Regions from separate parts of the Homo sapiens genome. Here regions 1, 2, 4, 5, 6 and 7 are each linked to region 3. A link is a loop called in an ENCODE intact Hi-C map of the cell type or tissue named here. Cell type or tissue: endothelial cell of umbilical vein. All regions are shown on one strand.

Region 1 (4,000 bases), 710 kb after region 3:
GAACAGGACAGCAAGTTTGGACAAAGTGAGGATCTGAAAACTCCAAGGATACTTTCAAGATATTAGGCTAAAAATCCCTAAATCTCATCAGATATTAGATGGCAAAGACTTGTAGATGACGTTCACAAATCTGTCCAGGTCAGAATCACCATGCTTATTTAACAGTTGAGGTGTTTTCATATCCCTCAGTCGTAATTGCTATTATGAACATATTTTTTGTAAAGTGCTCCACATTTTACAACACTGCCTGCAGGAATGCTTCCCTAACCACAAAAGTCTTTCCCATCACAATGTAAATGCTTATTGATTCCACCGTATTCACAGCAGTCTACAGCATCCTCCATTTAGAATATAAGCTTCAGAAGGCCAGAATTGGAACCATCATCACCAGACCTTCCAATACACAGCACATACTATGTGTTAAATAAAAGTGTTGATTGAACAAGTGTATTGACTTTTTAGCTGGTTCTAGTTAGCATTTAAATTTATAATATGTAGAAGACTAATTTGTAATAAAAAGACTGACAATAAAAAGTAAGAGAGGAGATAGGTAGCTCTGTGTGTACGTGTGTGTGTGTATATCATAAAGGAATTAGCCAACCTTTTAACTAGTTGTTTTTCATTAATTAAAGGCACTAAAGCAAATACTCAAAAGAAAACTATCCTCACCAATGTGAGGAAAGAAAACAAAATGTTTAATGATTACACACTGAATTCTACGCCTGCCTGTTACAAGTGGCTAAGAAGCAACAGAATTTGCATTCATATCTAGGTCTGCCTGACTTCAAAATTCATATTCTTTCCAAGAAATCCCTGTCTCCTGCATGCTCAAAATAAAAGTTTTAGGAATAAAAAAGTACACAAAGAAAAAATATTAACGAATTTAATCCTTAGAATGAAGCATTAATCCCATCAATGCACAAATGCTGTCATTTTGCCTAAAATATGTCCACTACATAAGAGACAATTGCCAAAGAAGGTTTTGGGGATTTTTTCCTCCAAGGCTGACTCCACACTCAACAGTAGTGGCACCCTGAATGTCCTGTCATGTTAGCAGCAAGCAGTAGTAATCTATCCTCCGCATTTGTACTGACGGCATCTTTAGAGAAAGTACACCCTTACATCCTGCCCCAAGTGAAAGAATCTGCTGCTTAAAGTTGCAGTGACTTTTCTAATCCCCAGTCCAGCTCTGCCAGTTTTAAACTACAGGTTCTTATATTTATCAGCAGAAACCCACCAGGGTGCTCAGATCCTGAGTCAGCTTCAAAAACCCCAGCAGCAGCTGGTAAAAATGGAATGCTAATTCATTACAGATGGTAAAACACTGCCTACATTTTAATTTATTTACATTTTCAGAAATTTTGAATCTGCAGTTAGATTGCCAAATTATTTTAACATGTAAGTTTAGCCTTTTTCAATTCGGTCTGTGCTTAATAAAAATTAATGTTTATCTGTTAAAAATTCTTTCAACAAGCCCAATTAGTCCTATGTTCCCACAGTTTATATTTTTAAAGCTATTTAAGCTAGTAAGCCTTTTTTTCAATTTCTTATTATACAAATCACACACAGAGTCAGGACAAAACTGGGTCTAAATCATACCAAAATGTTTCAAATAGATCTATTATATATGAGGATAATTTTCAGTAGCTTTGTATTTTCCACAATTGCCATGTTTAGTAATGTGAAACTAATAAATTAATAAATTGTAAGATTATTAAATAGCTTTACAGACCCTATTTTTTTTCATTAGTGAAGGTAATAGAGACAGAGAACACATTATTACTTAATTTTTAAAAGCCAAGGGAACAGAGAAAGGATATACCCAAATTAAATGCTTACAGCGCTGCTGCCCTCTCCTGGAATCAATCTTCCAACCCCCCTCCCCACATCTCAGAGACAATGGTGAACATGAAATATTATAACTGTACATACTGAAACATTTTATAAGAGTGGGAAGCACTATTTTTTTTCTTTTATCAATTCAAAGGTCTACAAAGATACAGAATGATCAAGTCATATGTAACCATCTCTTCAAATGCTCAGTGCTTACTTGGAAGCATGTCTTGCCACCTACTTATCAAAAGGGCTAGACTTTTTTTTTTTTTTTTTTTTTTTTTTGAGACGGAGTCTCGCTCTGTCGCCCAGGCCGGACTGCGGACTGCAGTGGCGCAATCTCGGCTCACTGCAAGCTCCGCTTCCCGGGTTCACGCCATTCTCCTGCCTCAGCCTCCCGAGTAGCTGGGACTACAGGCGCCTGCCACCGCGCCCGGCTAATTTTTTGTATTTTTAGTAGAGACGGGGTTTCACCTTGTTAGACAGGATGGTCTCGATCTCCTGACCTCATGATCCACCCGCCTCGGCCTCCCAAAGTGCTGGGATTACAGGCGTGAGCCACCGCGCCGGCCTGCTAGACATTATTTATTCTGAAACTCTTTAACCCTCCTCCCATCAGTTCAAAATATCTCAAGTTTTTTGACACAACCTCTCTTTGCTCCTTCTTGTATCAGAGTAGGAATGTCCCTAATCTTTTGTTTGTCTAACATTACCTTCCTTTCCCATCTCTTCTGAAGTCGCCCTCTCATCTATTAAGATGCCTCTTTTCAGGAATATTAAAATATTGTGGCCTGGCACGGTGGCTCATGTCTGTAATCCCAGCACTTTGGGAGGCCAAGGTAGGCGGATCACTTGATGCCCGGAGTTCGAGACCAGCCTGACCAACATGGTGAAACCCCATCTCCACTAAAAATACAGAAAATCAGCTGGGTGTGGTGGCTTATGCCTGTAATCCCAGCTCCGCAAGAGAATCGCTTGAACCTGGAGGCGGAGGTTGCAGTGAGCCAAGATCACACCACTGCACTCCAGCCTCGGTTACAGAGTGAGACTCCATCTCAAAAAAAGTTTAAAAATAAACAAACAAACAAACAAATAAATAAAATAAAAATACAAAAAAAAATTAGCCAGGCGTGGTGGCGGGCACCTGTAATCACACCTACTTGGAAGGCTGAGGCAGGAGAATCGCCTGAACCCAGGAGGCGGAAGTTGCAATGGGCTGAGATCACACCACTCTATCATCCAGCCTGGACGACAGGGCGAGACTCCATCTCAAAAAAAAAACAAACAAACAAACAAAAAAACTTGCTATTTCCTTGTTCCTTTTCATCTAGAAACATGGATAAATAGCCCCCAATGTAAAAATGCCATTTCCTCCATACAATTTCATCATCTACCATACCATTTCCATTGTTTCCATGGTTGAGGGCACCAAAGAGTAGCTTTTATGGGGCTTTAGCCATCTCCCCCTAACTCTACCTCTAACCCCAATTATTTACTTCTATATCCCAGGCCCAACGTCCTTCAAGCCAGTACAAACAAACATAATTCTAAGTAAAATCAGGCTGCTTGTTTTAAACCCACAGCTCCCCCATCTGGGACTGCCACCCTTAAGCACCTTCCACACAGAATTCCGGACCTGCCCTACTACTCCTTAACCTCCAAATGTTAGCTACTTCGATTCTTTCACCTCCCCTTAGCAACTCGATGCACTGCAATCCAATTTTTTTGCAATCACTCACTAGGACCTCTTGGAAGTTAAGAGAAACCTGGTCTCTTAGATTTCTTAAGGCTCAAAGAATATTAAAAATTAAGCAAGGTTACAAAAATTGTAACATGAAACAAAGCACTGCCTTTTAAAACACCCACGGAAATAAATACAATGTGTGGGGGCCTTGGTGGATGTGAGGGTGGGACAATGGCCCTCCTGCAAGTATCTCTAATGGCCCCTATTCTAAATACTGATTATCAGCACTTATTGGGAACAACAGAGTGATCAAGATCATGGGCCACAGAACTACCGCTTCCTGGCTATGTAAATTTGAGGAAATTGTTTAACTTCTTTGTGATTCTGTGTCTCATTTGTAAAATAGGAAAATTACATACATACTCAGTAAGGTTCTTATGTGATCGTGATTATAAATATAATCACAATGTCTGGCATGTAAGA
Region 2 (4,000 bases), 780 kb after region 3:
AAACTAGTGTAAAGGGAGATATACAGAACAATGGAACAGAACAGAGAGTTCAGAAATAGACCCACATATATAGAGTCAGTTGAGTATCGACAGTGTTCCAAGACAAAGGGAAAGGATTATCTTTCAACAAATGGTGCTGGAACAATTCCATATCCATATTTAAAAGAAAGCACCTCAACTCTTATTTCATACAACATGGAAAAATTAACTGAAACCAAATAACAGACCTAAATATAAGAGCTAACATTACAGAATTTCTAGGGAGAAAAGACAAACAGGAGAAAGGGTTAGTGGCCTTAGGTTGGATGTGAAACACAAAAAGTACAAGTTATACTTGAAAATATCATAAACTGGACTTTATCAAAATATAAAACTGTTGCTTTTTCAAAAAACAATGTTAAGTAAATGCAAACACAGGTAACCTAATGAGAGAAAAATGTTTTCAACACATAGCCAATAAAGAACTTGTATCTAGCATATAAAAGAAATCCTAGCACTAAATAGTATGCCAAACAAACCAATAAAAAAGGACAAAAGATTTGAGTAGGCACTCAACCTAAAAATATACCTGAGGCCAGGCACCATGGCCCATGGCTGTGTAATCTAGCACTTTGGGAGGCCAAAGTGGGGAGATCACATGAGGCCAACAGTTTGAGACCAAGCTGGCCTATAAAGCAAGATTCTCTTGAGAGAGACAGAGACAGAGACAGACAAGGAGAGAGAGAGAGACAGAAAGGATGTTCAACATCATTAGTCATTAAAGAAATCCAAATTAAAATTGCACTGAGGTATAATAACTATATACTCACTACAATGGCTAATATTGACAGAACATATTGGGTGTTGGTGCCAAGGTAAAGCAAATGGACCGCTCAAAAACTGCTAGTGTAAATATAAAATGGTACAACCAATTCAGCCATACCACACCCTAGAAAAATGGGAGCATATGTCCACAGAAAGATTCACAAATAAATGTTAAAAAAATTGTATTTGTAAATCAGAAAACACAATCAAACCAGGTATCTATCAACAGGTAAACGAATAAACAAATGTTGGTATAGCCCTACCATGAAATGCTACTCAGCAATAAAAAGAACTCAGTCATCATATATACAATGATACAAATGAATCTAACAATCTAGGCTGTTAGGTTGTATTAAAGAAACCAGAAAAATAGGGGAACGTACTGGATAGTTTCATTTATGTAAAACTCTAGAAACTGCAAGCTAATCTATACTGACAGAAGGCAGATCAGTTCTCTGCAGATGGGGATGCAGAGAAGAATGAGTTATAAAATAGCAAAAGAAAAATTTGGAAGTGATGAAAACGTTCATTATCATGATTATGGTGATGGTTTCATGGACGTATACGTAAGTCGGACTCTTCAAATAACGCTCTAGAAAGACTACTGACAGCATGTCAAAATAATCTATTAATAGGAGCCAACTTGAAGGAGCCTCCACTAGCCAATAAGCAATAGTTTGAAGCACATTAGAAATGCTTTTCTAAAGAAAATCCCCCAAGTGCATAATGATTCATGGTTAAAAATTAAAACAAAAACAAACCATAATACTTAACAATTACCTTTGCAGAATGTTGGAGAACCAATTCATTTTTTAATATCTTAAATAAAACCAAAGGAATTAGGCATTCGTCCTACCTTTCTATAGAAACTATAAAGCAGGGTAACCAAATTTTTAAAAAAATTCTTTTCAGAGGAATTCCAACTAAAACATGAAGAAGCAATAAAATTAAAATATCAAAATTTTGCAATCCTTAATAAAATAATGGATCCAGGCCAGAGGTCGACAAACTATAGCCAGCTTGCCAAATCTGGCCTATACCCTGATTACGTATGACCAGGGATCTAAGGATGGCTTTTATATTTGTAAAGGGATGTAAAAAGAAACAAAATTGTTTGATAGACATTTTTGTGACTTGCAAGCCTAAAATATTTATTATCTCACCCATTACAGAATATGTTTGTCTGCCCCTAATTGAGCCAACAGTCCAGGCTTTTTTTTTTTTTTTTTTACTACTAGGTAAAAAATTGATAAAATCTTACAAAGGCTGGATCAAGTTAACAACACATAACCCGCAGATTAGCAAAAGTAAGAGGAGTAGACATGAGACCCTGTTATGATGTAATATGCAGTGTACAGCACCAGCTATGAAGCATGCTTGCCATAATGCTGAATTCTGGTCAAGTGCCTAGATTTGATTTCCAGTTTACAACACAATCTGGGGATAAAGACACACATTAAATAACACCATGAGGATGCAATTAGCAAAATCCAGAATGTGGAAAACTACAGGACAAATGAAATGGTTTCCTTAAATAAACTGCAAAAAACGAAGAAAGAAAAAAATGAAACAACAGACAAAAAGATACTTAAGACACAAGGTGAGTAAAGGGTTAACATTCGCCAGGGCTGAGTCAGACTTTCCTGGGAATGACCTCAGCGTCTCGACATTTATCTCCTTGGTAACAACAGAATTAAGATAAATGCAGAATGTTAAGTCAGCCTCATCTGCTGTATAGAATTGCCCCGGATGGAGAAAGCTAGGAAATGGTACACAGGCCTTGGGCCTACTTAACTAAAATGACCTAAAAAATCAGTGAAAAATCAAGGCTGGGTCTTTGCTTGATAAGGTAGCATCCACACACCTTGGCTCTTGTCCATGGCAGTCAAAATATTCTATTTAGATGAGAAAAGAGCTGTACATTAGGGTAACTGCTAGGTTTCCTGAGATGAAGACGTTGTACCTGCTATGTCTCCTGCTCATATTCCTTACATGAATCTAAATAAAAATAGTATTGAAGCCATTTCAGTCTTACAAGTCTGATGGCCAAGTTGGACAAAGAACCAGAGCTGTGGTGGCACAGACCCAAAGCGTTGCAGGGATCTTGTTTGGGTCCTAATTCAAAACAAAGAATTGTAAATACTGGGGGTAGGGTGGGTGAGAAAAGGAGATAAAGAGGGCGAATGAACAAGAGCACTAACTGTGAAAGCTTGGAGACTGACTAGATGTTTAATGATATTAAGGAAACCTAATTAATTTTATTTTAGATGTGACAATGTTATTGGGTTGTTTTGTTTTCCAGAGAGAGGAGAGAGAATGAATAAACACTTTTTTTTTTTAGCAATATATTACACACACACACACACACACACACACACACACACACACCCATACATACACACATAATCTTTTTTTTAAAAAGAGAGTGTCTCACTCTGTCAGCCAGGTTAGACTGCAGTGGAATGATCATAGCTCACTGCAGCCTGGAACTCCTGGGCTCAAGCGATCCTCCCACCTCAGCCTCACGAGTAGCTAAGACCACAGGCAACAGGTGCGTAACATGACACCACGTGTGTGTGTGTGTGTGTGTGTGTGTGTGTGTGTGTGTGTGTGTGTGTGTGTGACAGAGAGAGAGAGAGAGAGAGAGACTCTCACTATGTTGCCCAGGCTGGTCTCAAACACATAACTGGTATATTAACTAATTAAATGATACAACAACTCCTGCACTTTGCTTCAAAACAATTTAGTTGTGCTGGGGCAAGAGAAGGGGCAAGGGTGGTGGAAGACAGATAAAATAATTTGGATTGCCCATGAGTTGATAATTGCTGCAGCTAGGTAAGTACTTGAGGGTTCATTATACCATCTTCTCTTTCTATGTGTTTGAAGTGTTCTATAATGGTTTAAAAGAGTTAAAACTGTGGAAGAGCAGAGGGTAGAAAAATAGGACACAATTGAAGGATCACTATCAGTCTGCGGGGCTGTCCATCTAAAAGTTTAGATGTGATTCAGCCTCCTTAGAAATGTCTTCATCTATCTTTAAACCAACTTGATGCTTGTTTTTCCATTTTGTATTTGTTAAAATTTGAATACTAAATATAGTAAATACTTCTGAATAATTTCTATTCATAAGATCTTAAAAGTAAAAATATCTTAAGGAAGTTACATATCTTAAAAGAGACAAAAACCAGCTAAGAAT
Region 3 (4,000 bases):
CTGAAAATTAGAATTGTAGTAAAAATCAGCTTTCCTTAACACTATAATAGGAAACTAATATTCTTCAGGCTAACCATAAGTGGTTAGGTAAAGTCAATCCAAAATAATTAAGTCGGCTTTTGATTCAGATTAAACTAGTGCTGGGTAGTAAATTTCTATGTATCTTGTCAAACTTTTAAAGTATGTAGGCTGGCAATAGGCCCAGGTTGTCAGACTTAGAATTTTACTGGAAAGAACACCCTATGTAGCCATCTGACTGGATCTGTAAGGATCAACCACAAGCAAAACTGTTTTTGTGGGTAAAAGCAAATAATTTTTGACGATTAGCTACTTGTATTACATAATTTTTTTAAAAAAGGAGAAACAAATCCTTAAAAAAAGAAAAACCCAAACCAAAAACACACAGGCACCTTTTTTGCATAACAGTGTTGCTGTGTTATATACTACATTTTCTCTGGTGTGCATAGAAACACATCCTTAAATGTTACCAATCTGACAAAAAAAAATTATTTTAAGAGGGCTATTATCTATAAGATCAATATTTTCACTAGAATAAAAAAGAATATTTATTTTTGAATTTGTACTAACTAATGATTTGAGGGTGTAGCTAGTTTGATAATTCAGTCAAGTTGAGTATCAACATTATTGATTATATTTCTCAGTCATTTATGCTTCCATCATCGAATATGATAGGGAAGAGTGGAAGTTAAAGCAGTCATATATGTTTCTGCTTAAAACACATGGATTTTTTAAAGGGTGTACTAAAACACAGCCACTGGCCTCATTCTTTTGTTACATGTATTTTCTGTATTTCAACAAATCCAACAAATTTTAAGACACACCATTATATTACATTCCACCAAGGAAGAAAGCTGCCAATGAAACTGTGATATCCCCCTAGATGTAGGATGCCTCCTTATTTCAGGAAGAGTTGAAATGAAAAGAAAAATTTCCTCTTAGACTTGATGAAATATGGTATCAGTAACTTCCATTGACTTTATAATTACTGCATATATATTTATATATTACACAAGTGCCTAGACTTCTGAAATAGATCTGTTCTAATGGGTTAGTTCTCTTAGAATGTAAGAAAACATATGACGAATGCCCTTTTATTAAAGTCATCTTTGTGACCAACTAAGTGTGTGCACACTGGAATGTGTTGGACCTCTCAATACCAAATAATGAGAAAAGATTTCTCCCTTCTCATTCCCTAACTTCATATGCTCTGTAATCAGTTCTCCATTACTGACATTTTTTTCCCCAAATACCAGATATTTGGTGGCCCCTACTAAATCAGTACGCAGTGTTCCCTCTGCTGGCTTTGCAGTACATGAAGTAATTCTTAATGCTAGTCTTTTAGCTGTATTAAGAGAAAGCCAAGATAATTTTGCAGAAAAAAAAAATCCTGGTTTAGAATAATAAACTGTCTTTGTTAGCAATGATGTTAGACATTTCCAATTTTGAATTAGGTATTTTATTTTATTCCCTTAAATGATGGAATTCCATTTGAGATGTAAGTGTAATATCTGCTAATGCATTTCTTCTGCTCTCACACATCTACACAACATAAAATCTCACATCCATACAATGGTATGGGGCATAGATGAAATAAGATTCTATTCCACTGCTTAATATATTCCTTTGGCATGGAGGGAGGGACCTGAATGGAAATTAGTTTAACAAATCTGGATTTGCACTGATTTGCAAGATTTTGCCTTGCCTTGGTTATAGAAACTATGATTGTAGGCGCTAGTCAGACCTGACAAGTATTCAGTTCAAATAAAATAAAGAGGAGGAAAAACTGTGTAGTTGTTACTTTACCTGACAAGGAAGAAGCCCTGGGAAATCTGATGTCATTGGCCTTTGTCAACTGAAAGGCGCCAGTTTTTTTGGTTCCACACTTTATGGAAAAGAAGCCTCCATGTGAGGCTGATTTACTTCTCAGTCAAGTAGACAAACATAACTTGCACTTCATCCTTTTGGGCTGATGACATTGCATTGTAACTGGGCTCAGCGCGTAATGGGGGTGGGGGTGCGTGCATTGAAAAATAATATATGGAAATAACTCATATTTGCAAAATATCAAAATAGGATTCTGGGGTAAATGAAACCTAGCATTTATTTTTATCACTAGAATAAGCTAAGAGTTAAGAAACCTGCATTTCTAACAATTGTACCATTTTCCTCTCATAACCAGTGACTAGCACACAGTAGGCTTAAGCTGTTCATGCCAATGCCAACTCATTATTCCTTTCCTTCGATTTTCTCAAGAAAACAAGCAGAAGACGAATGTTTGCAGGGCCACTTGGATTGCAAGCATGAATACAGGCTTCTGCTTCTATTCTAGAGGCAGAGGCACGGCACCCGGGGAGAGCCTGGGTTTGTCTGCAGCCAGCCGGCTCCCAATCTGGGGAGAAGCAGCCGCCAGGTGGCATCGCTGAGCCTCCCTGCGCCCGCGAGGCGAGGTAGGAAATCGTGGGGATAGTCAGTCTTCTTTCTTCTCCCCCTTCCTCCTCTCCCGACCCCCCTACCACTCCCTACCACTGTACCTTCTTTAGTTAGAGGCTTAAACGCTCAACGAGTAACAGGGTATGTCGATGAATTCTGATTTTTTTTCATAAATCAAAGTTTAGGGCAACCACCCGCCGCCTCCTGCTCACTTGTCAGGAGCTCCGGGTGACGGGGGAAGCCTAGACCAGCTTCCTGTCTGGATCAGGTAACCCAACTCGGGGGATTATCAATTTCAGTTTCCCTGTCTTCTTGCTAAAGTGAATGCAGTTTCTCCGGCTTCCGAGAGCGGCTGCAGAGAAACGACGCGCCTTACTTAAGGACTCCAGTGCAAAGGCCACTCCCTACTCAAAAAAAAAAAAAAAAAAAAAAAAAAAAAAAGAGGTTTCCTTCAGGCAGAACGCCTTCCGGAGCGCAGCGACTCGGTCTCGCAGGCACGGCGCTCTCCCTGGCTTAAGCTCGCCAAGGATTAATGGTGCTCAGCCTCGCTCCGCCGCGGCAGCCGAACCTCTCCTTTCGCTTACAGTTACAGGGAGGAAATAAATTGGAATCGACTCAGACTGTGCTTTCTGGAGGAAAGTCCTTCCTACTGTAAACATGTTTCAGGCGATCCTGTCAGCAGCATTTTAACACCCGTCTTCCGTTTAGGTTTTACGACCGGGGAAGGAGCTGAAGACACGCGCGCGCACACACACACAAACGCGGGCGCAGACGCAGCCCAAGCGAGGACACCTCCCGCACCCTCGCGGGCTCCCAGCCCTCCTTTGAATTTGCAACCGGTCGCGGATAGGTTGGGGGGGTCGTTTCCCAGGAGCTTGGCTCCTCCGTCCTCCTACCCCATCCCCTGGCCCTTGGAGATGCTGTCCAGTTCCGTCACTGACCAGAACTGACAGCCACTTGGCCCCCTGCTCTCTTGAGTGCCCAGCATCCTTTGCTCTGGACGACTAAATGCTCTCTGTGAGCCTTGCTTGGTTGGTACGGCGCGCGCTGTGCGTGTGGGACCCACTCTTCGGCAGGCACACGACCTTCGTACACCGGCTGGGCAACCACCCACTTCATCCCCTCCCCGGACCCCGCAGGCTGAGGCCCCATTGAGAGCGCAGCTGCAGCGTCTCTTTCAGAAGGGCAGAGCAGGCTGCGCGTGCACGGCGCGCGGGGGGAGGAAAAGGGCTGAGAGCTGAGGGAAGTCGACAATTCATTGCACCCCAGTCTTCAAGCGTCCCTTCTGCGCGGATCACGGAGGGACAGACGTGCATTGGCGCCTTCCCTCGATCCCTCGCTCGTGCAGGAAAGACTGGACGGTGGGGGCTCTCTGAGTTTGCGAGGGCCACGGAGGCGCCCCAGGGTGCCAGGCGCCCTTGTCAAGGGCCGCGCCCGAAGCTCCAGATTCAGTCCCCAGCACCTGTAGGAGGCGGTTTCGGGTCTGAGAGAAGGGAACATATGGCAGGTAGTTAACAGGGAGAGGCTGCGCCCTGGGCGCAGTTACGAG
Region 4 (4,000 bases), 640 kb after region 3:
TGCATTCAAAAAAGTTGGTTGCTGCCTAAACTGAGTGTTTGTGTTGGAAAACCTGTTTACTGACAGTTTGCTTTCTATTTTCCACAAATCAGACTTTAGGAAAATGTATATATATTCTTGTCGTTATTATTGTTATAAAGAATCCTGACTTCAAATATCATACCCTGCAATGATAATGCTTCAAAAGTCCAGAGGAAATACTTTGGGATCCCCCTCATGTTATTTAAAATGAATAAAACAGAGTCAGCAAGAGCCATTCAGGCCTTTCATGGCACACAGAACTTTTCTCAATCCATATTCAATGAAATGATCAGCCTATTTTCAAAGGCCAAATGATTAACGAGGCTAAAACAAACAATGAAGGGAGCCTGTGAAATTTGCTCACGCTCAAGTGGTTTGTTGCTTCTGAAGAACCTCAACACACACACACAGGCACACAAACTGAAGACTTTAGCCTGAACCAAAGTATAAGTTTCTAGAAAGTGTCTTAAAATTATAATTTTAAATTACCTTTAGTTGACAGAACAGAAGAGTTTCAAAAATACATTTAAATATTCCTAGCCAAGAGAGACAACAAATAAAACACATGGCTTTTATGTGAACGTGGACTTAAAACTCACAGAATAAAAAAGCATAAAATAAAGATCTTCGCTCCTCTTAATATGTTCCATGAGGTAGAAAAAAACACAGCAAAAAGATTTCCAATCACTATTCTTTCCTTTAGCATAAGAAATATAATTACTTCAGCAAAAAACTAAACCATATGAAAACATTTTCACTTTTTCCTGCCTGTCTATCTTTCTGAGACATACACATCCTCACCCACACCCACACAACATGGAAAATACAAGGATAGAAATAAGATTTTAGTTTTCCCAAATTAAAGAATCAATAACTTAGCATTGAGAACAGAATACATAGAAAAAAGAGCACTTAAAAAGCTTTTTAAAAAATAAAAAGCTCAATACATTTTAAAAGCTGAAGATATTTTTAGCATCTGAAAATTAGTAGTATTATGGATATATGGGTTTTCATAGTTTAAATTAAATACCTACTTCCAGAAATAATAAACCTTTGCTTAATCTTAATCATTTAATAAAAAGCTTTATCCTCCAAAGAAATAGTCTGGCATGTCCATAGGCTATTTTTAGAGGTGTACAATTTTATAAATATTCTCTGTACACGGAATAAATCTTTTTCTATTTAAAAAGTGGACTGAAATTAGTGGTATCATCTTTAATATTATATCTGCCATTAGGCGCTGGACTCATACAATCTTTTTTTTAACAAAATCTTATCACAAAATCCACTCCAGGAAAAGAGATGGCTAAGTAACAACATAAACAGATTTTAAAACATTCTGAAAGAGGTTATAAAAACAGGACATTATCCATGATTTTCCAGTTACTGGCATTTGAGCAACACAATATGAATATTTTAAAATGAACAGAATAATTTTAATTTATAATTTTTCCATCCAAATGGTTCCATGTTATGCCTTATGTAGAGAGTGTGGGTTCCTGGAACAGTGCCTTGCTGTTGCTAGATGAATATAGAAGGGGAAAAATCGCTATGAATAGGAATGGAAATAACATCCATAGAGAAACAGCAGCCAGCTCTTCAAGCTGCATAGGTGGGGACCAATAGCCCCCTGGTGGGCTGAAACCTCAAATTAAATCACATAAAGAGGAAGCAGCTGTAACACTAAATCAGCAACAATAGGAACAATGGTCTTGATGTTTCCAAGATCAAGGCTGCTAAAATACTCTATATAATAGCAACCTGGTTTAAAACACAATGGAACGAAAGAGCATGAGCAAAATGAAACCCTTGGACTTGAGGAGAATTTTGCTTTGCCAATTCAATTCAAAAATCTGTCAAAGATGATCTTGTTCTTAGTCAACGTGAGAAAGTTCAGCTTTTGTAAGGGTGTATTTCAAGCATGAAGAATCCTAATGAGAATGGATCCTTCAAATAGGATATGGAAGTCATTACATACTAAAAGTGACGCTAAATGTGGAATCCCCATGCCTGACATCCTTTTCCCTGGAAAGTCTCCTGATTAGTCATAGCACAGGCAGTTCCTGCCAGGCCACGCTTGCATATGAAGTCACCAGAGCACCTGAGGGCTTCAGTAGTCACTCATGGACACACATTGGGACACATGCTTATATCTGCACACTTAATTGGCTAGACTTACGGACAGAAGTGCTTGCCTAAAAAGCTTCATTTCTTAAGGACTTCAGTTATGAGCTTTATTTCTTTGCACGTTCAGTTCTCAATTCATCCAAACCTTTATTTGGCCCTTACCGTGTGCCCTTCAGCTCTTCCAGCTCACGATAGATATGGATTCACCATTAAACTGGCTATTAGCTAAGAGCTGGCAAGGGGACACTGACTAACGTCCTGGACCCTTTGCATCCATCCCTATTGGTGGTGGGGATACAATGGGACAGTCTTCATGAACACAGCCTTAGACCAAAATGAAGGGCCTGCTGGGCTAGCTTAAAATGGACACAATGTCAGGTTCAGTAAGATAGTCCCAGTCTGCACTATAACTTGGAATTTGGTAAGTATATGTCAGGAAAATAAACACATGAAAATGAAAAAGAGGGGGCGGGCGCAGTGGCTCATGCTTGTAATCCCAGCACTTTGGGAGGCCGAGGCAGGCAGATCACGAGGTCAGGAGATCGAGACCATCCTGGCTAACACGGTGAAACCCTGTCTCTACTAAAAATACAAAAAATTAGCCGGGCATGGTGGCGGGCGCCTGTAGTCCCAGCTACTCGGGAGGCTGAGGCAGAAGAATGGTGTGAACCTGGGAGGCGGAGCTTACAGTGAGCCGAGATCGTGCCACTGCACTCCAGCCTGGGCGACAGAGCAAGACTCCGTCTCAAAAAAAAAAAAAAAAAAAGAAAATGAAAAAGAGATAAAAGCAGGAAGAACTAAGATAAGAGAAGTGAATGCCCATTAAAAACTTCCATGCCTGTAAAAATAAATACATGCAAAAAAAGAAAGTGGTGGGGTAGGAAAGTAGGAGACAGAAATTAGGGTTTTTTCACGCATCCAAGGGAAGATTTTACTTTTTTCTAAAATTGTTCATCTACCTGACTTGTTTTCGTTTTCCCAAAAATTGTTCAGTCTACCCAACTTTTTAAATGAACATTATGTTCATCAGATCGTCCACCATCCTTTTGATGCATTAATTTTGGTAAAAGGAAAAGCAAATACTAGGAAGAATGAAATGCACTGTACAGGAAAAAAGCCTTAAGTTTAGCTATGAGATTCCATTATCATCTTACCCAAGCAATTACAGACCAGCCTGTAGATGAAACACAAGCCATTTTTCCCTGAATAAACAGCAACCCCAACAGCTAGATTCCCATCTCTGCGCCATAGCAATCTGAGATGACAGGAGACGGAAGTAGAAGACCTAAAAGTTTGATAATAAAAGAAGGATAATATCCTCAATAAAATAGTCTCACCACAAAGAAAATCCTCTTTGAAAAATCAAACTTTGCCAAAATTCAATTTCAAAAGATTATGGCTCACTATAACTATGTATGAGCTTCACTGTAATGAATTAAAATATGGGTGAAGACTGATTTTATCTAGTCAAGAAGTAGCATTTCTCTAGTAGTTCCTGCTTTATCTTTGAGGAAAATTTTCAAGATAAGTTGTTTCAATTATTCATGAGTAGTCTCTAAAAATAACCACAAACATACAAAAACTGTAAATAATGATTATGGGGATCTATAGTTAAAGAGCACTGGATGGCAGGGAAACCTACATCAAGTACACATCATTTAAAAATCCTTGGAAAATCTGCTAACTCTACCTCCCACTACCCGGTGTGTGCTCTCCACTCTCCATCTTTTCTTTTCTTTTCTTTTTTTTTTTTTCTGAGACTGTTTCACTCTGTCACCCAGGCTGGAGTGCAATGGCACGATCTCGGCTCACTGTAACCTCCGCCTCCGAGGTTCAAGTGATTCTCCTACCT
Region 5 (4,000 bases), 1.2 Mb after region 3:
ATGCTTGGCAGTTCAACACCACTATCTCTATATAGGCGTGTCTTACTGAAATGTCCCTATTTTACCCCTAGGATGGCCATGTTTTATATATTTAAAAGCCCAAATTAATTGGGCATAAATAATTAATTACAGATCACTTAAAGACTTTTAACAGTTCTCTTCATATATGTAAACAAAGGGACAATGTGCACCTGGCCTTACACTATTTCACTAAGTCAGAAAAAAATTAACATTTGTATAATAAATATGAATTGTACTGGGTGTCTACTTTTTGCCAGGCACTGTGCTAAATAGTTCACATGCATTATCATATTTAACTCTTCAAAAGAACCTTAAAGGTGACACTGTTTTTGTCCCTATGTTACAGAGGAAGAAACTGAGTTGAGAGATTAAGTTATTTGCCAATGAACATACAATTTGTAAATAATAGATGCTTTACAGCTGGTAAGGTAGTACTCATATTTTTACCCCCATTGAAAAAAAGGTGAAGAAGTTGCTTCTGGTTAAGTCCTTAGATATTCTTGAGACAGAACTTGGGATCAGAACCAGATAGGTCTGCAACTCTGGCCACCTGAAGACTTTTCAACCTCTTCTTGGACACAGAGTGTTTAGGTGGTCTTTGTTCAGCCAATCACTTAGCTTTCCCCATCCTGTCTTTCCTGCTTAGGGAAAGAATATCAACAAAATTCAAAATTCGAAGACTTACATGGAAGTCTAATATAATTTCGATAAGAAAAACAATAAATCAAACTTTATATTCAGTGCTTAAGACTTTGTATGCATTGACTAGATAAATTTCCTACACCCTCCCAGAAGAAACAGCTCCTTTTTTGAGACGGAATCTCGCTCTGCCGCCAGGCTAGAGTGCAGTGGCGGGATCTCAGCTCACTGCAACCTCCGCTTCCCAGGGTCAAGCGATTTTCCTGCCTCAGCCTCCTGAGTAGCTGGGATTACAGGCGCGCACCACCACACCCAGCTAATTTTTGTATTTTTAGTAGAGACGGGGTTTCACCATGTTGGCCAGGATGGTCTGGATCTCTTGACCGCGTGATCCGCCCCCCTCGGCTTCCCAAAGTACCGGGATTACAGGCATGAGCCACAGCGCCCGGCCAGTAGAAATAGCTCTTAAAAGTGTAGATAACCGGCCAGGCGTGGTGGCTCACGCCTGTAATCTCAGCTACTCAGGAGGCTGAGGCAGGAGAATGCTTGAACTCGGGAGGCGGAGGTTGCAGTGAGCCGAGATCGTGCCATTGCACTCCAGCCTGGGCGACAGAATGAGACTCCGTCTCAAAAAAAAAAAAAAAAAAAATGCAGATAACCAATGATTCAGCATACATTGCAATCATATAAAAAATGCTTCTGAATATGTATATGAGTAACATTTATATTCCTGTAATGAAAAACCTTTTGTGTGCACATAAACTCAAAAGGATATTATTATTCCTGGAATAATAATTTCATGTCAAGGAGAATAAAGTTTTGAAATAACTTGGAAGATGGTGAGGGTAATTTAGTATACTTTAAATACTTAAATACAATGAACTAGATATAATAAACCTGGCTTGAAAGATAGTCTTAGGGACCTGGCCCAACAAACACTGTTAAAATTTTTTAAAAATCAACTTGAAGCTCTCATAATTTCCCATTATCAAAACTACCCCCTGCAAATCTGTGAATCTAATCCAAGAAGTATGTCAATAGCTGGTTGTTTAAGGTTAGGTTTATGAAATAGTAACAGAACTGTGCAGGGGTCAAATATGCTTAAAATATGTCCAAACATGCTTAGGTCAAGTCAGTAAGAGTATCTGAAGCTAATAAAAGCATGGAATATTCTTGCGACTGAAAACCCAGCACACCGGATACTGCTATGTCTAAGCAGGTACTGTGCTCCGTTTCCCCCCTGCTGGCAGACCCTAGTCACTAAAAAACGATGAGCTTCTTTGACTAAGACTACATCACACATGCCCAGCAAGTATCTCTGGGGCTGGAAAGCAGTTAAGACCGAACCCGGGGAGAAACTGGGAACAGGAAAGAAATAAAAAACGCCTCATTATTCCCAAACCCATCCCATTTCCCAAAGTGCTGCCTATGTGCTGACTTTCTTAAAGACTCCCGCAAAATCTTGATTCTCCAAAAATTAAACCCATTTGGAGCTGAGACAAGGTGAGGTCCACGCCTGGTATAATCAGGCTACCATGGATCTAACTGAGTCTGGTTCGGTTCTAGCCCCGTGGAGGCCAAGCCTCACCACGAGGGTGAAGACCCGGAGGCATGGAGGAAGGGAATGAAGGAGAGAAAAGGAGAAAGGGGAGACCTCCGGGCCACACTTCTTTCTAGTACCAACAAAAAGAGAAGCCGCATACTGACCTAAATCATCTCTCAAAGGCGCTTTATAAATTACAGGGACAAAGGGAGGGGGTGGCGGGTGGCCTGGGAATCCTACAGACACCCTACCCTCTGACCCACCCCCCTCCCCCTCCAGCACAAGGGAAGGAAGACAGAAAACAGAGCTCAACTCGGCCATTGGCGAGAAGCCCCCTCCGGTTTTCTATCGCCCATCCATCCGCCCCCTAGAAAAAAAATCCACGTAAACACCATACCCACCCCCTGGGGCAGACACTCCCGCCCCGAGGTTCCTAGAACCGGAGGCCGGGGCATTTACTTAGTTAGATTTTTCTTGCTTACTCATTTCCCTCGAGCACCCAACCCCCCGTTCCCACTCCAAAACCCCGCTCAACCGCCTACCCTCACCGCTTCAGCCCCCAACAGAATCCGGTGCCCCCGCGGCGTCGGCGGCCCCCGAGCCGTCCCGGTCACTAACCTGCTGCTGTAAGGGCATTTCCGAAACCAGCCTGGCTCCGGGGGGAGGTGGGGGGCCGGCTGGAGAGGGGGCCCGGAGGGCCGAACAGACCGGCGGCGCAGGGCGAGGGCGGGCGCCGGTGGGGGGGTGGGGAGAGGAGAGGGAGGGTGGCGGTGCCGGGGGCGGGTGCGAGGGCGCCGGGACCGTCCCAGGCCAGGGAGCCGGCGAGCAGGAGGAAGTGGGTGCCCCCCTCTCCCCCTCCAGCGCCCCCTCCCGCCGCCGCCTCCTCCCCAGTCACAGGCGCGTCCTGCGCGCACGTGTGCGAAACGTCACCGGCGGGTCCCGGAGAGAGGGACAGACCCAGGCGGCGGGACGGGAACCCAGCTGCCCCCGCCCTCCGTCGCCGGGGGGCGGAGAGGGGGACAGGGCGGGGAAGGAAGGGGCAAGGGGAGAGGCGGGTCAAGGGCAGGCCCGGGGCCCGGCGAGGAAGGCCTGGGCGCTTGGGCCACGCGGGCGCCGCCGCTGCCACTGCCAGGATGCGCCCAGGCCAGAGCGCCAGCCCGCGAGCCCCTCACCCCAGACAGCCCACGCCCCAGTCCGCACCCGGCTTCCAGCCCCACCTCCCCCACGCCCGACTCCCCTCCACCTCCCCCAGCCCCTTTGTTGCCGGGAGTTACAGATCCTAAAATGTGTCAAGCGCAGCCCCGCCGATCCCCTGCGCTCCGAGCACGCCGCAGGGACCCCCGGCCGCCAACGAGCCTCCAAGGCCGACTGGGGGCTAGCACCCCAACAGTCCCCCGGTTTCAACCCCTCAGAGCCCCCCACACCCCAGTTCACTACTCCCTCCCCCACCCCCTTCTCCATCCGGGGCGTGACCCCTTCCTACGCCCGAGAAAGAGGAAGCTTCGAGTTGGAGGGGAAGGGAGAGTGGGGGTAGGGAAAAGTGCAGGAAAAGAAGGGGGGGCCGCGAAAAGTTTTGGAGTGTTTGATGTGGTTCGCGCCAAGGCAATCCCCGCCGCCCCGCGCGCCTGGCCGAGCCCCCCGACCCTCCTGGCGCCGGGAAGAGCACTCAGGTCTAACAATGAACCCTCGTTGGAGGGGCAGCCCCCGAGGCCCACGATGCTCGGCCCAGTGCTCTCCCCGAGCGGCCCGCAGCGCGCCCACGACCCCGCGCGGTGCGAGCCCACCTCCCGCCGGGGC
Region 6 (4,000 bases), 1.0 Mb after region 3:
AGTGAGTGGCACTATGGACTAACAAGCATATTCAACCAACACAGAGGATCGAAATTAAAAAGCTATAACATATTAACATATCTAGGCCACACAGAAGGGTCATGAGGCAAGATCATCAGCATAAATTAGCACATTATTACAAGGCATCTAAAGGAACCAGGCAAAATCTGCATGACAGATCTTTCTTTCATAACGAATATATAATGCTATTTGATTGCATTTCTTTTAATCACAAGTATTATTTGGAGGGAAAATACTCGTAGTCTAATATCACATTTTACTACCTACCCAAAATTGGAATTATGGACAGCCAGGGTATGTATGGGGTTGGAGAGGGAAGCCTGTTAAAACCATTTTTGGGACACTTAACTATCTTTGTCCATTTGTCCAGAAACAAAGGGGTTTAAAAAAAAAATCACTGAGTGCATTTTTGCTTTTTCTAATTTTCCCACAAAAATCTGAAAGCATTAAATCATTTAGGAAAAAAGCCTTTGTTATTTACCAAACCCACAGAATTACACATCTACTAAAAGAGGTGAAATAGCAGTTCAGTTTGTTAATGAAGCCCTGTTTTTTCATCTCTACAGTAAGAATATCCTAAGACTACGGCCTCTAGGGTATTAAAGAGTCACAGTATCTTCTTTTTATTTTTTATGCTACTCATAGCTCACAGAACCACTGTCAAATACTGGAAGAAAATATCTATATGATAGTCTTTAGCTACTGGAACTGTTGCTGAATAATCAAATCCTCCTGTAATTATGCATTTTTAAACAATTCAGACAAATCGCATATGTAGCATATTACTAACATCAACAAACCCTGCTAGAAGAGTGAACATTTAAATATAAGCACATATACTCCCATGAACATAAAAACAAACCTCTAACTGCCAACTGTGCCTTCACTTCCCCCAAGCTATATACATTTAGTAACTGAGACAGTCATTTCAGAGTTAGGAGGATGGGTTTTTAACGGAAAAAAATGTAAACTTTCTTTCCAAGGCATGGTACCCTAAAAAGTGATTTTCAGAGAGAAATAAAAACTGAAACATACAAATTATATTGCCTCAAAATAGTCCCTACTTTTAAGTAAAGGAAACAGTAGAAGCACATCTGAAATTATTATATCTTGGACTTCTAAACTTACCCCCACAACAAAAGTAAAACATTTTATAATAGTAATGGAACTGTCTTGTGCTTTTTCACCCCTGTAAAAATCACTGACAAATGCTGTTCATTTAAAAATATATATATATATAGATAGCTTTGATGGGATAAAAAAATATCCTACTTGTATTCTCTTTCTAGGTCATAAACTACATTGGATGTAATAGGCTGTATAAATGAACAATCAGGAGGTTTCCGTCTAACTGTATGGGAAGTGTATTCACCACATCCTGCTATATAAATAACCCTCACTTCAAGTCAAATTCATATTATCTAATTTTTGCATTTCTCACCCAGAGAAGCTCTTCGCAGGACCTGGACCTAGATTCTCCTCTCATCACACAACTGTGAGTAGGAAATTCAAGCAATGAAAGGTTTTGCTACATTTTCAAAGGTACTTTTAAGATAAAATAACTTTCTAAAATGAATAAACCTGGGCAGTGTGACCTAAAAGCCACATAAATAATTTATTTGTGGCTGTCATGTTTTAATCACTGGACTGTTTTCAGAGGCTTAAAAAATTTAATGGTTTTTGTTATACAAAAGCAACTAGGTTTTCCATGAAACATTAGCTGTCACATTAATACAAGGTTTTATCATTAATTACAATGGATCACACAGGAGTTTATATCTACAAAATGATTGTTAAATATCTGAATTTCCAAACCATTTCAAAATAAAAATGAAACCTGGTCCTAGTAAACTTTACATGAATTAAAGATCCATTTACAAAACAGAAAATTAAATGTAAAAAAATAACCTCAATTTAAAACATTTGTAGATAAAACATTCAACACACTTTTTCATCAAAAAATGCAAATTAAAATATTAAACATAGGTAAACAGTGCCATCTTTTGGTATATTTAGGAACTGAGCTAAATTGTACAAAAACATCTTTAACAGATGAAAGGTGAGTAGAGCAAAGAATTCAAAAACCATCAGTTTATCATTTTATAACATTTAAGCTTTATAAATATATTAGCTTTTTTGGAGATGGGGTCTTGCTATGTTGCACAGGACAGACTCAAATTCCTGGCCTCAGGTAATTCACCTGTCTCAGCCTCCTGAGTAGCTAGCATTACAGGCACAAGTACCAAGCAGGCTATTTTTAAACTTATAAATATTTCCAAAAACATATTACCTCACATTTGTTTTCACTTCAATTTCATGAGATTAATAGAGCATCATTACATTTTAAAGACACTGAGGCTCAGAACATTTTAGTAATTGATCCCAAAATCCCTCAGTTAAAAATGATTGAGCCATCGCTGGCTTAAAATTGCTCGTTTTTACATTCCAACATTAATTCATTAAGCTTAGATAATGAGCCAAGTTATATAATTATTCTGTATTATAAGCAATGAACAAATTTTTATATTAGTTAAGATTCTGTAAAAATCGTTTGATTGCTTTTAGTATTTTTTGTATAATTTGGAAAGGAAAAGATACTTATGTTTATTAAATGAAGAATACACATTGACTACATTCACACAGCTGCTTACACTTCACAAATGCAAAAACTTTTAATCCAATATAGTATTCTTCATATCTCTATGTTAATGAGAAAAAAAAAAAGCCCTCGTTGGCTAGGTGTGGTGGCTCATGCCTGTAATCCCAGTGACTAGGGAATTTGAGATGGGAGGATCAGTTGAGGTCAGGAGTTCAAGACCAGACTGGGCAACACAGTGAGACACCATCTCTATAAAACTAAAAAAAAATTAACAAAAATATTTTTAAAAGCCCTTGTTTATGGCTTGCACATGATTTTACACCACAATATAAAAAGCCGTTACAAATGGAAATGATAAGCTTCAAATACTCTCCCTAAAGCTTCTCTGGCTTAATTTTGATCTTAGATGTGTCCATATACCATTTTCAATGTCTTCCACTTTTGTATTGTTCAGTGATTTTCTGAATAGTTTTATTAAGCCATAACATTTATTCCAGAACACTCTCACAATTCCTTCATTTTTGTAAGCTAGCTAATAATGAACTTCCTCATGGAGAGAAAAAAAATATTCTCAATGATCTATCTTTATCTTTGATTCACTTGTTACTAAGAATTTTACTCAAACTGCAATCATTAGTTCTTTACACAGCAGACTTGAAGATCATGGTTAAAACACAATCATTCCATCTTATATCATATAGCAATTCAATTAAAAAGAACATCAGAAAAAAGACAAGTCAATAAGATCACCAAAAAGGCTACTGAAAACACTGCTGAAGGAGTGAAAGCAGAGAAAGAGTCAATGGGATGAGCCATAAGCACTACATCTTCTGTCAAATGGAACTAGGTGATCAAAAACAATTAGACACTAACTCAGAAATGTAGTTACTTCACCCATTAGGCCTTACCTCTTGTCTACCGTATATTCAAGAAAAAGCACCGTATAGGACATGAGAATTGATAAACTTAGCTGTCTCTAAGTATGATTTGCCGGGAAAGATTGAAATAACATGCTAACAATGAATTTTTTTTTTTTTTTAAGATGGAGTCTCACTCTATTGCCCAGGCTGGAGTGTAGTGGCATGATCTTGGCTCACTGCAGCCTCCACCTTCCAGGTCAAAGCAATTCTTCTGCCTCAGCCTCCCGAGTAGCTGGGATTACAGGCGCCCACCACCATAGCCGATTAATTTTTTTTGTATTTTCAGTAGGGACGAGGTTTCACCATGTTGGTCAGGCTCTTCTGGAACTCCTAACCTCAAGTGATCCGCCCACCTCAGCCTGGGATTACAGGCGTGAGCCACCAGGCCTGACCAACAGTGAATTTTTTGATGGATTTAATTTCATCCCCAGGCTCTCCTTTTTTCATCTTTAGTAGGGCT
Region 7 (4,000 bases), 810 kb after region 3:
TCTCCACACCGTATTCCCACTGCTAGAAAAAATAAGGGAGTCAAGGCCGGGAGCGGTGGCTCACCTGTAATTCCAGCACACTGGGAGGCCGAGGCAGGCAGATCATGAGGTCAGGAGATCGAGACCATCCTGGTTAATACGGTGAAACCTCGTCTCCACTAAAAATACAAAAAATTAGCCAGGCATGGTGGCGGGCGCCTGAAGTCCCAGCTACTCAGGAGGCTGAGGCAGGAGAATCGCTTGAACCCGGGAGGCGGAGCTTGCAGTGAGCTGAGATTGTGCCACTGCACTCCAGCCTGGGTGACAGAGCGAGACTCCATCTCAAAAAAAAAAAAAAAAAAAAAGATAAGAAAAAATAAGGGAGTCACACAAATGGGAGACCTGACGAAAACAGCTTATCAACCTTAGCTTATTTCTTCCATTCATGCACATGTTGACTCCCTATGATACTGACCATAACATTTGGTTGACTTTTTAAAAAATTCTACATAAATATCCACACACACCGTATCCTGCTGTGCCCATCCAAAATTTATACAATCTGAAATTTTCAACTTCTTCCTTGGCTAAAGCAACTGATGTACTTTTATGTTTTGTTTTATTTTATTTATTTAGAGATGAAATCTCACTCTGTCACCCAGGCTGGAGTGCAGTGGTGTGATCTCAGCTCACTGCAACATCCACTCCCTGGGTTCAAGCAATTCTCCTGCCTCAGCCTCCCGAGTAGCTGGGATTACAGGCACGCACCAACCACCACATCCAGCTAATTTTTGTATTTTTAGTAGAGGCAGGGTTTCAGCATGTTGGCCAGGCTGGTTTCAAACTACTGACCTCAGGTGATCCACCTGCCTTGGCCTCCCAAAGTGCTGGGATTACAGGCATGATCCACTGCACCTAGCCATACTTTTATATTTTAAGCTAGAAATATAACAAGGCATAACAACTTTGCAAAGTCTAATGGTTCTAATAGTAACTTCAGTAATTTACTAATACATACAATAAAAGTTGCTACAAATGGGACCCTTTTCCTAAACGAAAAATGAAAAATTTATGGAAAGTGAAATCTACATATTTAATGTGGAAGCAATAAAATTTTGAAAAGTGTGAGGATTTTACTGAGAAGGCTCATTTTCTACTGAAAAATAATTATGAGTATAATCATATTAAAACATTTAAAAGTAAGTGAAAAAAAGCAATGAGCTCCACCAGCATGAAAAAAATGAAATCTGGCTGGGCATAGTGGCTCACACCTGTAATCCCAGCAATTTGGGAGGCTGAGGTGGGTGGATCACAAAGTCAGGAGTTCGAGACCAGCCTGGCCAATATAGTGAAACCCCATCTCTACTAAAACAAAAATTAGCCGGGTGTGGTGGCGTGTGCCTGAAGTCCCAGCTACTCAGGAGGCTGAGGCAGAAGAATCAATTGAACCCAGGAGGCGGAGGTTGCAGTGAGCCAAGATCGTGCCACTGCACTCCAGCCTGGGCGACAGAGCAAGACTCCATCTCAAAAAAAAAAAAAAAAAAAGAAAAAGAAATCCAAGCTAATATGTTATAGAATGATAGTGTGGACAAATACGTATGGGAATGCTTTCATGTGAGAGCAAGTGATAAGGCTGCAACTGATTCAGGAAGATGATTAGCAGTCTGAGAAAATTAGAAACCCATTTCTCATTCTGGGACAATATGGATTAAATTTTCTTAATATCAAAAGCATTATTTGCTAATGTACCGAGGATCAACACTCTACTCTAATGTGAAGGATACAAGAGGATGAGAGTGATGCCAAATCCAGTGAGCTTTCAATCTTTTAAAGAGCAGGCCCATTTGAAGAAAACATTAAGTCTACAAGAGGGAAAATTCAAATAATATACATAAAAAATTTTACCTAAAGGCTATTGAAAATGGTTACCTAAAGCAAATTTTTAAAATTTAAAATTGTAAACATTAAAAAAATTTTAAATATTTTTAAGATTAATTTTTAATTAATGTACAGCAACAAGAACTCATAACTTATAAAACATTTACTCAACAAATATTTATTGAGTGCAGGCAGCCCTCTGTATCCATGTGTGTGCCATATCTACAGATTGAACCAATCATGGATTGAAAATATCTGGGGCCAGGTGCAGTGGCTCATGCCTATAATCCCAGCACTTTGGGAGACCGAGGTGCGTGGATCACAAGGTCAGGAGTTCGAGACCAGCCTGGCCAATATGGTGAAACCCCGTCTTTACTAAAAATACAAAAGCTAGCTGGGTGTGGTGGCACACGCCTATAGTCCCAGCTACTCGGGAGGCTGAGGCAGAAGAATCACTTGAACCCAGGAGGGCGGAGGTTGCAGTGAGCCGAGATGGTGCCACTGCACTCCAGCCTGGGTGACAGAGTGAGACTCTGTCTCAAAAAAAAAAAAAAAAAAAAAAAAAAAAAGAAATAAAATATCTGGAAGAAAAAAAACACTTAAAAATAATGCAATAATTAAAAGAAGCCAAATTTTTAAAATACAGTATAACAACTATTTAGGCAGCATTTCTATTGTATCAGGTATTATTAGTAATCTAGAGATGATTTAAAGTATATGGGAAAAAGTAAGTGGGTTATATGCAAATACTACACTTTTTTTTTTTTTTTAAGACGGAGTCTAGCTCTATCTCCAGGCTGGAGTTTAGTGGCACGATCTCAGCTCACTGCAACCTCTGCCACCCAGGTTCAAGTGATTCCCCTGCCTCAGCTTCCCGAGTAGCTAGGATTACAGGCACGCGCCGCCACGCCCAGCTAATTTTTGTATTTTTAGTAGAGTCGGGGTTTCACCTTGTTGGCCAGGATGGTCTCAATCTCCTGCCCTCATGATCCATCCACCTTGGCCTCCCAAAGTGCTGGGATTACAGGCATGAGCCACCACGCCCGGCCAATACTACACCATTTTATATGAGGTACTTGAGTATGCATAGATGTTGTATCTGAGGAGGTCCTGGAACTAATCCCCTACAGATACCGAGGGACAATTGTACTCACTTTGTACTAAACACTGAACTCAAAGATAATAATGTAATGACAACTGAAACACATTCAGCCCCCAAGGAGCTTACATTGTAGTGGAAGATACAAATGACATAGTGTGTAAAGTGCCATAATCAGGATACATAGGGAATGTTGTGGACACAAATTAGAGTGAGGGATAGATTTAGCCTGGTTGGGAGGGAGAAACAAGCAGACATCCCAAGAAATGAGCACATAGTTGAGTGCAGGAGGCTCACCCATGAGGTGAACGGGGAAGGACAGACATGCCAGGAAAACCCTTCAACCTACAGGGAGGCCTGCAGTCAAGACAGAGAAGAATCTGGAGTTTTGAGAATTTCAAGTAGTTCAGGAAGACTGAATACTGGGGTGTGAAGTAGGGAGTGACAAAATGAAGAAGAACATAGGGACTAGAAAAATAAACAGTTAAAAACAGACACTCAGTAGGCCAAATACGTACCTGGAAAGTTACCATGCAGAGACCTAATGGATCCTAATCTAACAGAGTTTGACAGACCCTGAAATACTAATGTTTTAAAGGCATGTGTCTAGCCAAAAGCCCCGCATAAACACACACACAAAACCGGCATTTTTCAGCTGGGTGCAGTGGCTCATGCCTGTAATCCCAACATTTTTGAAGGCCAAGGCAAGTGGATTGCCTGAGTTCAGGAGTTTGAGACTAGCAGGGGCAACACAGTGAAACTCCATCTCTACTAAATTAGAAAAAATTAACCGGGCATGGTGGCGTGCACCTGTAATCCCAGTTACTCGGGAGGCTGAGACAGGAGAATCACTTGAACCCGGAGGCAGAGGTTGCAGTGAGCCAAGATCACGCCATTGCACTCCAGCCTAGGTGACAGAGGGAGACTCCATCTCAAAAAAAAGAAAAAAAAATCTGCATTTTTCAGGAGAAAGTGTGATTAGCCAGCAAACTCCAAATATTATTGTCCAATTTGCAAGGCAATCTGTACCATGATGATAATTTA

Evidence for each region. A loop is a pair of places that touch in the nucleus more often than their neighbours do. Peaks named below come from ENCODE experiments on the same cell type or tissue, not always from the same donor. Only the 100,000 strongest peaks of a DNase experiment are listed, where the experiment ranks them.
Region 1: a loop joins it to region 3, with 17 times the contacts of the local background. A loop is called at or near these places in 45 of 110 quality-filtered maps.
Region 2: a loop joins it to region 3, with 10 times the contacts of the local background. A loop is called at or near these places in 5 of 110 quality-filtered maps.
Region 4: it touches region 3 in a loop (18-fold over the local background); 2 of 110 quality-filtered maps call a loop at or near these places.
Region 5: a loop joins it to region 3, with 30 times the contacts of the local background. A loop is called at or near these places in 12 of 110 quality-filtered maps.
Region 6: a loop joins it to region 3, with 13 times the contacts of the local background. A loop is called at or near these places in 95 of 110 quality-filtered maps.
Region 7: it touches region 3 in a loop (3-fold over the local background); 33 of 110 quality-filtered maps call a loop at or near these places.

What each region holds. Positions count from the first base shown.
Region 1 is chr6:20,873,424-20,877,423 of GRCh38, reverse strand. The region is part of intron 9 of CDKAL1 (CDKAL1 threonylcarbamoyladenosine tRNA methylthiotransferase); the gene reads right to left. Among named protein-coding and RNA genes, the nearest start is that of CDKAL1, 340 kb to the right of the region's middle. RefSeq lists an enhancer at 1-343. In endothelial cell of umbilical vein, CTCF peaks have their summits at 1,876 (motif pointing left) and 3,421; a DNase peak (open chromatin) is centred at 1,853; H3K27ac peaks cover 1,703 bases.
Region 2 is chr6:20,809,820-20,813,819 of GRCh38, reverse strand. All of the region lies in intron 8 of CDKAL1 (CDKAL1 threonylcarbamoyladenosine tRNA methylthiotransferase), which reads right to left. Among named protein-coding and RNA genes, the nearest start is that of CDKAL1, 280 kb to the right of the region's middle. RefSeq lists an enhancer at 2,865-3,459. In endothelial cell of umbilical vein, no CTCF peak of the experiment used is centred here; a DNase peak (open chromatin) is centred at 2,429; H3K27ac peaks cover 1,834 bases.
Region 3 is chr6:21,587,857-21,591,856 of GRCh38, reverse strand. No RefSeq gene overlaps it. Among named protein-coding and RNA genes, the nearest start is that of SOX4, 3.9 kb to the left of the region's middle. RefSeq lists enhancers at 2,493-2,542, 2,553-2,652, 3,420-4,000. In endothelial cell of umbilical vein, a CTCF peak has its summit at 2,414 (motif pointing right); DNase peaks (open chromatin) are centred at 2,436, 3,036, 3,416 and 3,996; H3K4me3 peaks cover 1,792 bases; H3K27ac peaks cover 1,602 bases.
Region 4 is chr6:20,950,872-20,954,871 of GRCh38, reverse strand. The region is part of intron 9 of CDKAL1 (CDKAL1 threonylcarbamoyladenosine tRNA methylthiotransferase); the gene reads right to left. Among named protein-coding and RNA genes, the nearest start is that of CDKAL1, 420 kb to the right of the region's middle. In endothelial cell of umbilical vein, a CTCF peak has its summit at 1,652 (motif pointing left); DNase peaks (open chromatin) are centred at 1,671 and 2,011; H3K27ac peaks cover 1,482 bases.
Region 5 is chr6:20,402,654-20,406,653 of GRCh38, reverse strand. The region is part of intron 1 of E2F3 (E2F transcription factor 3); the gene reads right to left. LOC124901482 reads left to right here and starts at 3,882. Exons shown (of 3, transcript XM_047419652.1): 1 at 3,882-4,000. The coding sequence starts at 3,882. RefSeq lists silencers at 2,821-3,440, 3,641-4,000. In endothelial cell of umbilical vein, a CTCF peak has its summit at 1,932 (motif pointing left); DNase peaks (open chromatin) are centred at 1,903, 2,723 and 3,073; H3K4me3 peaks cover 2,396 bases; H3K27ac peaks cover 2,228 bases.
Region 6 is chr6:20,562,401-20,566,400 of GRCh38, reverse strand. All of the region lies in intron 4 of CDKAL1 (CDKAL1 threonylcarbamoyladenosine tRNA methylthiotransferase), which reads right to left. Among named protein-coding and RNA genes, the nearest start is that of CDKAL1, 30 kb to the right of the region's middle. In endothelial cell of umbilical vein, a CTCF peak has its summit at 2,024 (motif pointing left); DNase peaks (open chromatin) are centred at 1,450 and 1,920; H3K27ac peaks cover 941 bases.
Region 7 is chr6:20,782,839-20,786,838 of GRCh38, reverse strand. All of the region lies in intron 8 of CDKAL1 (CDKAL1 threonylcarbamoyladenosine tRNA methylthiotransferase), which reads right to left. Among named protein-coding and RNA genes, the nearest start is that of CDKAL1, 250 kb to the right of the region's middle. In endothelial cell of umbilical vein, no CTCF peak of the experiment used is centred here; no DNase peak of the experiment used is centred here.